2 separate regions of the Homo sapiens genome follow, and region 2 is linked to region 1. Evidence: chromatin contacts called from ENCODE Hi-C or POLR2A ChIA-PET data. All regions are on one chromosome and are shown on one strand. The core of a region is the stretch at or near the end of the contact, and the rest is flanking DNA. Distances in the headings are between cores, read along the strand shown. Region 1 overlaps LARGE1 (LARGE xylosyl- and glucuronyltransferase 1). Region 2 overlaps LARGE1 (LARGE xylosyl- and glucuronyltransferase 1).

Evidence for each region. Hi-C counts contacts between places; a loop is a spot of excess contacts on that map. ChIA-PET counts read pairs that join two places held with the same protein, here RNA polymerase II (POLR2A). Pooled maps may share reads with other maps.
Region 2: a loop to region 1 is called in a map of ovary, with 3 times the contacts of the local background. The contact joins two enhancer-like sites. A Hi-C loop is called at or near these places in 22 of 168 maps with a recorded cell type or tissue (B cell, Calu3, aorta and 9 more), 8 of 37 single-sample maps with no recorded cell type and 19 of 50 pooled maps. POLR2A ChIA-PET finds 5 or more read pairs at or near these places in 8 of 52 experiments (AG04450, GM12878, H1 and 4 more).

What each region holds. Positions count from the first base shown.
Region 1 is chr22:33,864,324-33,869,455 of GRCh38, reverse strand. All of the region lies in intron 1 of LARGE1 (LARGE xylosyl- and glucuronyltransferase 1), which reads left to right. Among named protein-coding and RNA genes, the nearest start is that of LARGE1, 54 kb to the left of the region's middle. RefSeq lists enhancers at 1-410, 1,500-1,999. Within about 2 kb of position 2,139, at least 7 of the 41 ENCODE cell types and tissues checked have a DNase peak (open chromatin) inside an H3K27ac peak, as active enhancers do; they include ascending aorta, where a contact is called at or near this core.
Region 2 is chr22:33,907,022-33,912,153 of GRCh38, reverse strand. The region is part of intron 1 of LARGE1 (LARGE xylosyl- and glucuronyltransferase 1); the gene reads left to right. Among named protein-coding and RNA genes, the nearest start is that of LARGE1, 11 kb to the left of the region's middle. Within about 2 kb of position 2,878, at least 5 of the 41 ENCODE cell types and tissues checked have a DNase peak (open chromatin) inside an H3K27ac peak, as active enhancers do; they include ascending aorta, where a contact is called at or near this core.

The DNA of each region.
Region 1 (5,132 bases), core at 890-3,389:
TTTTTCAGACCCCTGGGTTGCTTTGCAGTCAGAATGGAGAATACTTTTTTTTTCCCTACTTGGGAGGGAGCTGAACACATTTGCTACAGAGAAGTCTAGATATCTATGGAAACAGTCCTAATTTTAGCCTTGCCACACTTAATGCCAACTCTGAGAGTGTTGTTTTGGGTCAGGGCCTGGGGAGTAGGGAAGGTGAGTAGGCCTGCAGGGGTCAGATCAAGCAGGGAGTAGCCAACCGACAGACAAGAGGAGGATGCAGTAGAAATCTTAAGTGGATCCAAAGGAGCTGGCTCCAAGGGTAAGAGAGGGCCAGAATGATGAGCATTGATCAGAAAGTTGGATTTCAAATGAAAGGGTCTCCCTTCAGAAAGTTGGATTTCAAATGAAAGGGTCTCCCTTCTTTCCCCCTTTTGCTCTCCCTGTCTACATTCTGCTCATTTTTGGAGCCTCGTTCATGGCCCTTCTTTCCACAACCCCACGTTTGGAATCAGCCAGTCCTGCCCTGAGTGCCTGGCATCTTAGAATTCTGTTGAAGTACTAGTGGCTGCCCATTTAGTTTTGCCGTGAATCCGTGTACCTTGCAACCCCCTTTCCATTTAGTTTTGAGCCCCTCAAGGTCAGCCATGGTCATTGTCAAGTCTGTGTGCTGTGCCTGCCATGGGGTAGACATACAGTAAATGCATGATGAGTTGGGATTTGACATGATAGGTGATTTCTGGTTGACCAGACCAGGGCGTGGGCAATCACTAGAAAGGGGCATCAAATGAAGGAGTTTTTAATAAGAGGCACAGAAATGTTTTTGATGGGAGGAATCTGCCTGGTTAGGGGAGTGGAAATTGCCTGTAATACAATTAAGGACATGTTAGGGAGGGCCATGGGCAAGAGGAGGTCATGGTGTGGCAGATGCTGGCTGGGATGGTGAGGGAAGTGAGGGACAGTAATGGTTTTAGGCCACGTGGGGAGCATCACCTAACCTCATTTCAGCCCTGTCCTCCCCACCAGGTGAACTCCTAGCAGGAATCCTTGTAGATCAGATACAGGAAGACCCTTAGACATCATCTCGTCTCGAAGTGTGGTATTCAAGACAGGCATTTTTACACTAAAACTTGGCTCTTAATTTTAGTACATGTATAAAAGCCACATAGAACTAGCATTCCAAACCTGGCGTTTCTCAGGTGTTTCTGCTTCCGACGAGGCCGGCTGTGGTAGTTGCCTCTCAGTCCCATGGATTACAGGGTGCTGTTCCCACACACCCATGCACATGTGAGACCTGTAATGAGCACAGGGCCTGTTGTCACCATTTGGAACGAAGTCTTATGCAGATGGACGAGGTTGCTGGTATGAATTCTTGCACTGAATTTTCATATGCTTTGTATTCTTTTCAGCAGGATGAAATGTACCGTGGTTGTGGGAAAATGGAGCGGGTAGTGTGCTGCAAGAGATTACAGGGTAGGCTGCTTGGATCCGGTTTGGCCCTCTCCTCTTGAATGAGGAGGGAATTGGGCAAGCCGCAGGTAGACCAGGTGGCCCCGATAGATAGTGACCGAACTGGTACTTGAGCTGCATCTCCTCTTCTTGTCTAGCCATCTTGGTGTTCTAGGTAGGACATGAGCTAGGTCCTACCAAAGACTTGGGCACTTTATTTAAGTTCTCTCATGTAATCCTACTAACAACGTTGTGAAGCATGCACTATTTTTACTTACTAAACAAAAAAGGAGCGATCGGGACTAGAGGACTTGAAATAACTTTCTGAGGCCCAGCCTGCTGGTGCGAAGTAGATCCAGTGATTCAACGTGGCTCCATCCCATGACATTTAGCTGTCAGGGAGCTGCAAACCTATGAAACAGAGCTTTCAGATTTTGGAAATAGAAACGCAGGCAGCATAGTGCCACTTGCTGCCTCCTGGGAAAGCCCCTTGTCGTGAATAATAGAACCAGCGCTAGAAGGCACGTTGCTCAGGCCGGCAGGTGAGTCCGAGGGCTGGGGAGGGGTTTTCTGGGCAGTGGGACACCTCCCTCTTAGGGGGTTTCATTTGTCCAGGGCCAGTGAAAGGCTGTTTGGTCCCTCTGCTGAGTGAACAGTCCCAGCCCACAGGATGAGTCAGAGCAGAGTCCAGAACAGAAGGCAGAGGGCATGTGTGCAAAGGCCATGTTTATCCCAGGCATTTGGATCTTAAGATTCCTGTTCATGATGATTAAGGTTTTATACATAACACTGTTTACAGACTGCTTTATGATCATTTATGAGTGTCACCTGGCAACAGCTGAGTTAGCCACATCCATCCACCGTGGGGTAATTAACTCTGGGCCCACCCAGAGCCCAGTTCATTGCTTGTGCATTATTGAGCCTCCTCCCCACACCCTCATTCATTCATCTATCCATCCATCCATTCATTCATTAGAGCCCTTTTTGTCAGATGCCACCTTTGTGGGTAGCTTTGTGGTTGGCATTTCTTTTTCATTGCTGAGAATACGTAATATGCTGGACATGTTGGTGTTCCTGTTAGCGTAAGCAATAATCAACCCCTTTAGTGAGACTGTAAGCTCCATGAGGGCAAGGCCTTTGTTCATTTCTATGTCTCTGGTGCCTAGAAGAATGCCTACCCATAGTAGGTGCTCTGTGAACATTTATTGAAAAAAAAAGTGAATGGACTGAGTGTCTGCTATGTTTGGGCCTGTGGGAGGTGCTTTCTATAAAAGTCTTTCTAATCCTCGCAGCAATCCACCGTGCACCATAAGGGTGTCTGTCGTCCATTCTAGGGCTCCATCTGGTGTGTGTTTACCATTATCATAAGCATTATTGTGAGTGCTTCCAGAGCAGATAATCCTTATTATGACTGAATAATGTAGCTACATTATCCCCATTTTACAAATGAGGAAATGAGGCACAGAGAGGTGAAGTAACTCACCCAAGGTCACACAGACCCTCAAGCTTCAAGCTACTCCTTCACCTTCATATCAGCACTGTCTTACAGAACCTTCTGCAGGATGGAACTGCTCTCCATCTGCACCATCCGATGTTGTCACCGCTAGACATGGGTAGTTACTGAGTACTTGAAAGGTAGCTAGTGCAACTGAGGAACTGAATTTTTAATTTTGTTTAATTTTAATTAAATTTAAATAGCCACATGTGGGTTGTGACTCCCATACTGGGCAAAACAGCCCCCTATATGCTGTCTCTAAAGAACAACAGGCTGGGTACAGTGGCTCATACCTATAATCCCAGTGCTTTAGGAGGCTGAGGCAGATTGCTTTATGATCATTTATGAGTGTCATCTGGCAGCAGCTGAGTTGGCCACATCCATCCACCATGGGGTAGTTAACTCTGGGCCTACCCAGAGCTGAGGCCGGAGGCTGAGGCAGGAGGATTGCTTGAGCCCAGGAGTTGGAGACCAGCCTGGGCAACATGGTGAAACCCTATCTCTACTAAAATTACAAAAATTAGCTGGGCATGGTGGTGTGCATCTGTAGTCCCAGCTACTTGGGAGGCTGAGATGGGAGGATTGCTTGAGCCTGGGAGGCAGAGGTTGCAGTGAACTCAGATCATGCCACTGGACTCCAGCCTGGATGACAGAGCGAGACCCTGTCAAAAAAAAAAAAAAAAAAAAAAAAAAAAAAAAAAAAGAATAACAGCTAACATTGAATGCTTACTATATACTGAGTATTTTTTAAATGTTTTACATTTAAAATCCTGACAACCACAAATGAATTAACAAGAGTCAGAAGTTAAATACCTCCTTTACTCTCAAGATTTTATGGCAAGATACTAGTGTAGCTGGATTCTCCCCAAGGATGCATTCTGCCTGGCCCAGAGTTTTCAACTATCACCCTATTTTTATCCTTATTTTCCCTGCGTACAGCAAGGGATATCACCATGGAAAGGATCTCATTGTTCATAATATTTGTCAGCCCCAAACACAATGCTACCTGCCACCCTCCTTGGTAAAGGGGTCAACCTATATGCAGGCTTGCGAACTCACTGTTCCCACCAAATGACTCATTTAGGTTGAAAACATTTATTTGCACAAAGTGGAGTTGTGTCAGTGTCACTTTGAAAAGAAAAAGACGCCAATATTCCCTACCAGGATGTTCTGTCATGAAAACAAACAGATGAAACAAAATCTACTTCGAGGTCAGAGTGAGAAGAAGAGAAGGTCCGGCTGAAATTATCTGCAGTCTTGCTGGAGGGAACAAATGGTTGCAGCTCATGGGTATAGTGGCATTTTACGGCTCCCAGCTGTGCCTTCCCTTCTTGAAGATGGGTGAAGGGGAGTAGGTTCTGGGCTAGACTTGGGGCTATGGAGCAAAAGCAGAGGGAGCTTGTCCTGCACAGACGTGGAAGCAGAGGTCACTGAATTCTGTTCCACAGTAGAAGTCAGCAGTACTTTATGATAACAGTGCATCCAAACGTGTTCTGTCTGCTGGGCTGGGCCTGACACCCACGGCTGTGACTCTTTCAGAAACTGCGAACCAACCTGTGGGTGGGCCAGGGATCCAGGTCAGGAGCAGAAGTAGGTTAAAGGTGATCGAGAGAGACATGTGAGAGAGTGAGCGAGAGATAGAGGCCTGCAGGATAAGGCCACATCAGGAGTACAGTCCAAATATAGGCAGTGATTGTGAAACCCAGGGACTGTGGGCTAAAAGTGCTGTAGATTCTGAAAGTAGGAAGAGGAAAAATGTGGCCACGGGCCTCTGGGGAAAGCCCTGTTCTGTGGGCTTTGGCCACTTAAATCTATATGTCTTCTGCTGCTGTCTCAAGGCAGTGATGCAGCCCTGACTATCCTTCTGCCCATCTATCCATTCATCCATCCATCAGTCCAGCATTTGAGTCTCTATTCTATGCATGGTACTGGGGATAGTGTGGTAAACAGGGCACCATCCCTACCCTCAAGGAGCTTACAGTCTTGCCTGGTAAAATGTACAGAAGCATGCATTTTTGAAACAAGTAAAGGAAGAAGACTTAGGCGCTCTCCACTCCAAGGCCACCTGCACCTTGCCTATGTAGCTTTCCCCAGCAACACGAAGCCAGCATTGGTTTCTTAAGTTCCCTTCTTGTCTTTATCATGTATGTACTTAGTATCTGTATTGTGCTTTGGGCTATTTATTTATATCAGCATAGCACTTTATTGCATC
Region 2 (5,132 bases), core at 1,629-4,128, 42 kb before region 1:
TTGACTGATGTCAGCTCTCATCTGGAAATGGCATTTTGTGGTTGTTTCAGAAGCCAAGGGAGGCATAGAGGCAAGCCCATAGGCCGGTGGGGCTTTACCTTTCTTCAGGAGTGGTGCTGGTGCTTAGTAGGTCTGCAGTTAGTAAGTAGTTGTGTCCACACTGAATGATTTGTTTTGTGAATGAATGGTCATGTTTTCATTACTGGGGTGGAGGTGATGCGGGAGGGAGAGGTGGGTGAGTAACAGTAGACTTAAATGGTGATGAGATAGACTTGAGCTCCTCAAGGCGTCTCCTAGCAGCTTTTGTTTTAAAAATGTGAAGGATATTTCAGATCAGCAGAATGAATTCTCTGAAGGATCATTGTTGTGGTTCAAACATTGATGGCTTTGTAAAAAGGCAAGGAGAGTACAATACCGAAATGCGTGCTTTCTTTCCTCCGAGTTTGTAGGGATTTTAACTTATCTGGAATGAGAAGAATGGACATGCTGTAAAGCTTGTTCACATTTACATGACAAGTTGCCTTGAAAATGCCTGGAAAGACATTTTCAATATGAGAAACTTTAGGATGGTTGTTGTCCAGCATGGATGACGATGATTATGAAATGACTTAGGTGTAGACCGGCGCTCCCATGTCAGGAGGATGAAGTGGACGTGGGAGAATGGAGGGAGGGACTCAGTACTTGGTCCCCAGCAGGAAGAACTCTCCTCGACCATATTGGTGTCTTTACCCATTTCCCAATATGACTCCCTCTCTGCTGGGTTTCTCAGTTACAAGAGCACTCTCTGATGCCTTCCGTCTGTAAGGCAGAGCTACTGTATTGAGAGACTACCAAGGCTGGAAGAGACCTTGGAGCCCCACTAGACCAACACCTTCATTTTACATCCGTAGAAACTAAGGCCAGACCTAAGGGAGGTCAAGATGATTATTCAGAGGGGAGGTGGAACCAGAACCTAGGCTCCCTGGTCCTCAGCTCTCCCTTCTCTGCAGCATGCTCTGCTTCCATCCAATCTGCACCCAAAGCACGTTCTTCCAGTGTTTCTTTTGTGCCAGGCACTCTCTCATTCGGTCATTTTTGTTATTTCATTCTCACAGCAACCCTGGGAGGGGGATGTGCTCACTCTCCCACTTCACAGATGTGGAAACTGACGCTTGTGCAAGGCCCACAGCCATGAAGAAGGAGCCAGGACTCAACTCGCAGCTGTTCAGACTCCTCAGTTTGTTGTTCCAGGACCGACCTTGCCCCTGGCTTCCCTGCCTCTCTGACCTCGCTGTATTTCCTAGGACTCCTCTCCAGGTTTTCTTTGTTCCTAGCCTACTAGGCTTCACCTAAAAATGCCACTTGTTTTCCCACTTGAGTGGCCTTGTTACGCTGCTTTTTTTGCTGGATCCAACCCCCCATCCTCTCTCTTGTCTCTGGCTGAAATCGTTCCTGACTGTAGGCTCTGTGACACTGTCTCTTTGTGGGGTTTCCTTCACTTGCTCAGCCAACGTTGATCAAGCTCCTACTGTGTGCAGGTCCTGGCTTGACAGCGGAACACAGAGGTGCAGAGTTACTCATCGTCCATTCAGGAGCCTCGTCTTGGTGAGGGAGGAAGAGTCTCGTAAGGGGATGAGTGAAAGTCAAAGGGCCCAGAGGACAGTGTGTTGGGTAGCATTCTGCTTGAAGAAGTCAAGATGAGAATATTAGATTTGGGTCTTAGTGATTAGGAGATGGGAGGATAGGGTAGGAGGAGGCGTCACCAAACAGCAAACCAAATCAAAGGCTGTGCTTGGCCATCTTCAACTAGGCATTGTCAGTATCTACATACTTTAATTCTTATTCCTTCACTTAGGTATTAGAGGCTGTGAGTACGTTACACCCATCCTTATATCTATGAAAGCACCTTGCGAAGCTCTTAGTACTTACGACTCCTCCACTCAACATTTATTATATTAAATTCAGAGCTTCCTGTCCCTGCCCTCGAGGGACATAGTTGGAGAGCTTGCAAAAAATGTGTCATAAGTTAAGCAACAATAGAAGATTAAATGAACAGTTACGAGCAACAATAGAAAGGAGGTAGCAGTGTAGTGAATGGATGTGTGCACTGTGGTGGCTGAACACGGATGGGAAGTCAGAGGTGGGAGCTTCCTTTAGCTTCTCAAACTCAAAGGAGGGGTGGGACTTGAGTTGGGTCTTTGGATACAAGACAGTTAAAATCTGAATGGAAGGATTAAGGGAGGGTAGTTTGGCAAGCACAAATATATTTTTTGGGTTGGAGAGGAAGCCAGCTTGGGTTTCTGTTAGCAAGGAGTTGCAGATGAAGTTGGTGAGTTAGGCCGGGCGTGGTGGCTCATGCCTGTAATCCCAGCACTCTGGGAGGCTGAGGCGGGCGAATCATGAGGTCAGGAGATCGAGACCATCTTGACTAACGCGGTGAAACCCCGTCTCTACTAAAAATACAAAAAATTAGCTGGGCGTGGTGGCGGGCGCCTGTAGTCCCAGCTACTCGGGAGGCTGAGGCAGGAGAATGGCGTGAACCCGGAAGTCAGAGCTTGCAGTGAGCCGATATCATGCCACTGCACTCCTCCAGCCTGGATGACAGAGCGAGACTCCGTCTCAAAAACAAAAACAAAAACAAAAAAAAAAAAACAAAAGAAGAAGTTGGTGAGTTAGGGGCTGTGGGCTTTGGGAAGGCAGGGTGACTTTTCATCAGGGGGATGTGGTGTGCTAAAGGCCCTGGTTTTGGAAGGTGCACCTGCATCGTGCCTGGGACAAATTGAAGCGGGGAGAGATGGAGGCTGGGAGACAGCTGGACAGGATTTTGTACCAGTTCATATATGAAGTTCTAAGGGCCGCCAGGCTGGAACTGTTACAGGAGGACAGAAGCCCAGGGAGGCTTGTGAATTTTTCTCTGTTGAATCACTGGCTCACAAACATTTGCTTGATATGGAAGTCTGAGATGGCTTTCATTGCCCACTGTAATATGGCCTTGTTGGAATAAAGTCCACTCGTGACACAAGCAGCAAGTCTTAAAATAGCGCTTTCTCCTTTGGCTTGGCTTGGGGTAGAGCTTTGGTGAAAATACACTTTTCGGGGCCTCTCTTATTGGGGGTTTGTTCAAATGGGCTCAGGGTTATAGAACAACCTTTTTCCTAGCCTTGGATGGCACCCAATAAGGGGTATAATAGAGAAAATTCTTCTTTTCCTCATGAGTGGCTCCTAAAGCAGCTGCGTGGAGCTGAGAGCAAAGTGCTTGGAGCTCTGACATCTGGGTTCTGGATTCACCTTAAAAGTGAAGCCAATTTCTTTGCTTCCTGTGACGGCTGGTGTTTCTCTGTCTGAGGAGGAGCTTGCTTTGAGATTACGGTACACACTTTTCAGCATTGTGGGGTAAGCCATTCTGGATAACAGAATTTCTCAAATAGGATAATCCAATCCCTTACAGACAGCAAGTCTTTATTTTTAATCTTTAAGGAATGAGGGTTTCTCTAGGATGTTCTGTGTACTTACCCTCACTGGCTCACCATCAGCCCCTGGAAAACTTCAGCTGTCATATTGGGACGCACAAAGCTTGTTATGAACCAGCCCTGCCTTTCTCTGCAGTCTCACCCCCCACCCCTGGCCACCCCCCATTTCATGCATCATCAATCTGTAACTTAATCATTTTCTTCTTTACTGATTTTTTTCCCCCTAGACCTGTCAAGCTGTGCACATACCCCTCCTGCCCGGTAAGCTCTTTCCTTCTTTATCTGCCTGGGACACTTGTGTTTTTCCTTCAGAACCCAGCTCAGGTAGTCCTGCCTCTTAAGCTTTTCCTGGTACTGAGCACTGAACCGCATCTGCACCTCAGTCTGACTTCTGCAGCTGCACTTTCTGCGCCGTAACCTGACTGTTTTGCTAGAGAGCGGGAGCCTTTCAGTAAAACTGCATCTCAGGGGATCTTCTAGGTTTTACCGTATGCCTGGAACATGCAGTCAATACAATAAATGGTTGTTGTTGTCGTTTTAGATTTCAGTGAATTTGCTGGCCAGGCATAATGTAACCCTTTCTGATGAAACCTCGAGTGTCATACTGTGCTGCAGTGGTGGATGGGTTGATGTGAATTAGCCTCTCAAAGTATTCCGGAATCTAAAGAAAACCTTCCCCCTCTCACCAATGACCAGAATGGCCATTGGGCATTCCTGGGGTACACTGATGCCTTCAGGAAATCTGGTGGTGCTGGTGAGGTAGAATGCATCTTAGTCATCACTGCAGACCTAGAAATGTCTTCACACAGGCCGGGCACGGTGGCTTACGCCTGGAATCCCAGCACTTTGGGAGGCCGAGGCGGGTGGATCACGAGGTCAGGAGATTGAGACCATCCTGGCTAACATGGTGAAACCCGGTCTCTACTAAAAATACAAAAAAAAATTAGCCGGGCGTGGTGGCGGGCGCCTGTAGTCCCACCTACTCAGGAGGCTCAGGAGGCTCAGGAGGCTCAGGAGGCTGAGGCAGGAGAATGGTGTGAACCCGGGAGGCGGAGGTTGCAGTGAGCCGAGATCGCGCCACTGCGCTACTCCAGCCTGGGTGACAGAGCGAGACTCTGTCTCAAAAAAAAAAAAAGAAATGTCTTCACACAAGCTCTCAAGGGCTGAGTATTGAAGTGGAGGATTAGCAGGTAGGAGGACTTGAAGAACCTTGTACCTTTTATGTTTAATAGTATTCCCCATTTAAAGAGCCAGATGCAGAATGGCAGTCATAATTGATGGAGAAATTATCAGACGGTGATGGGGACTGGCTAGGGAGGATCGAATAAATTTGTACAGGAGCTTAGCAGCAGTGCCTAAAGACTCTTCTCCACATAACCACATGTTTATGTTAGAATATTTAGTATTGCCTCTAGTATTCGTGAGGTCCATTTGGGTTTTTATGGCACTGCCCTTGTAAGCCAGGCGTGAGTGCTGCATGAATAGGTTTGCTTAGCAAATCACAGAGGAGTGACAGAGGAGCCCTGGGCTTATCAGAAGGTTTGTGTGATCCAGGCACTAGCAAAACTTTATGAACTTGCACTTGGCACGTGGTGTTGGTTATATGGTTCAGGAAGCCCTACTGCTTCTCCAGTAGTGGTCTGATTTAATCCATACCAAGGGGTGCTTGTTCTGGGTCTTAGC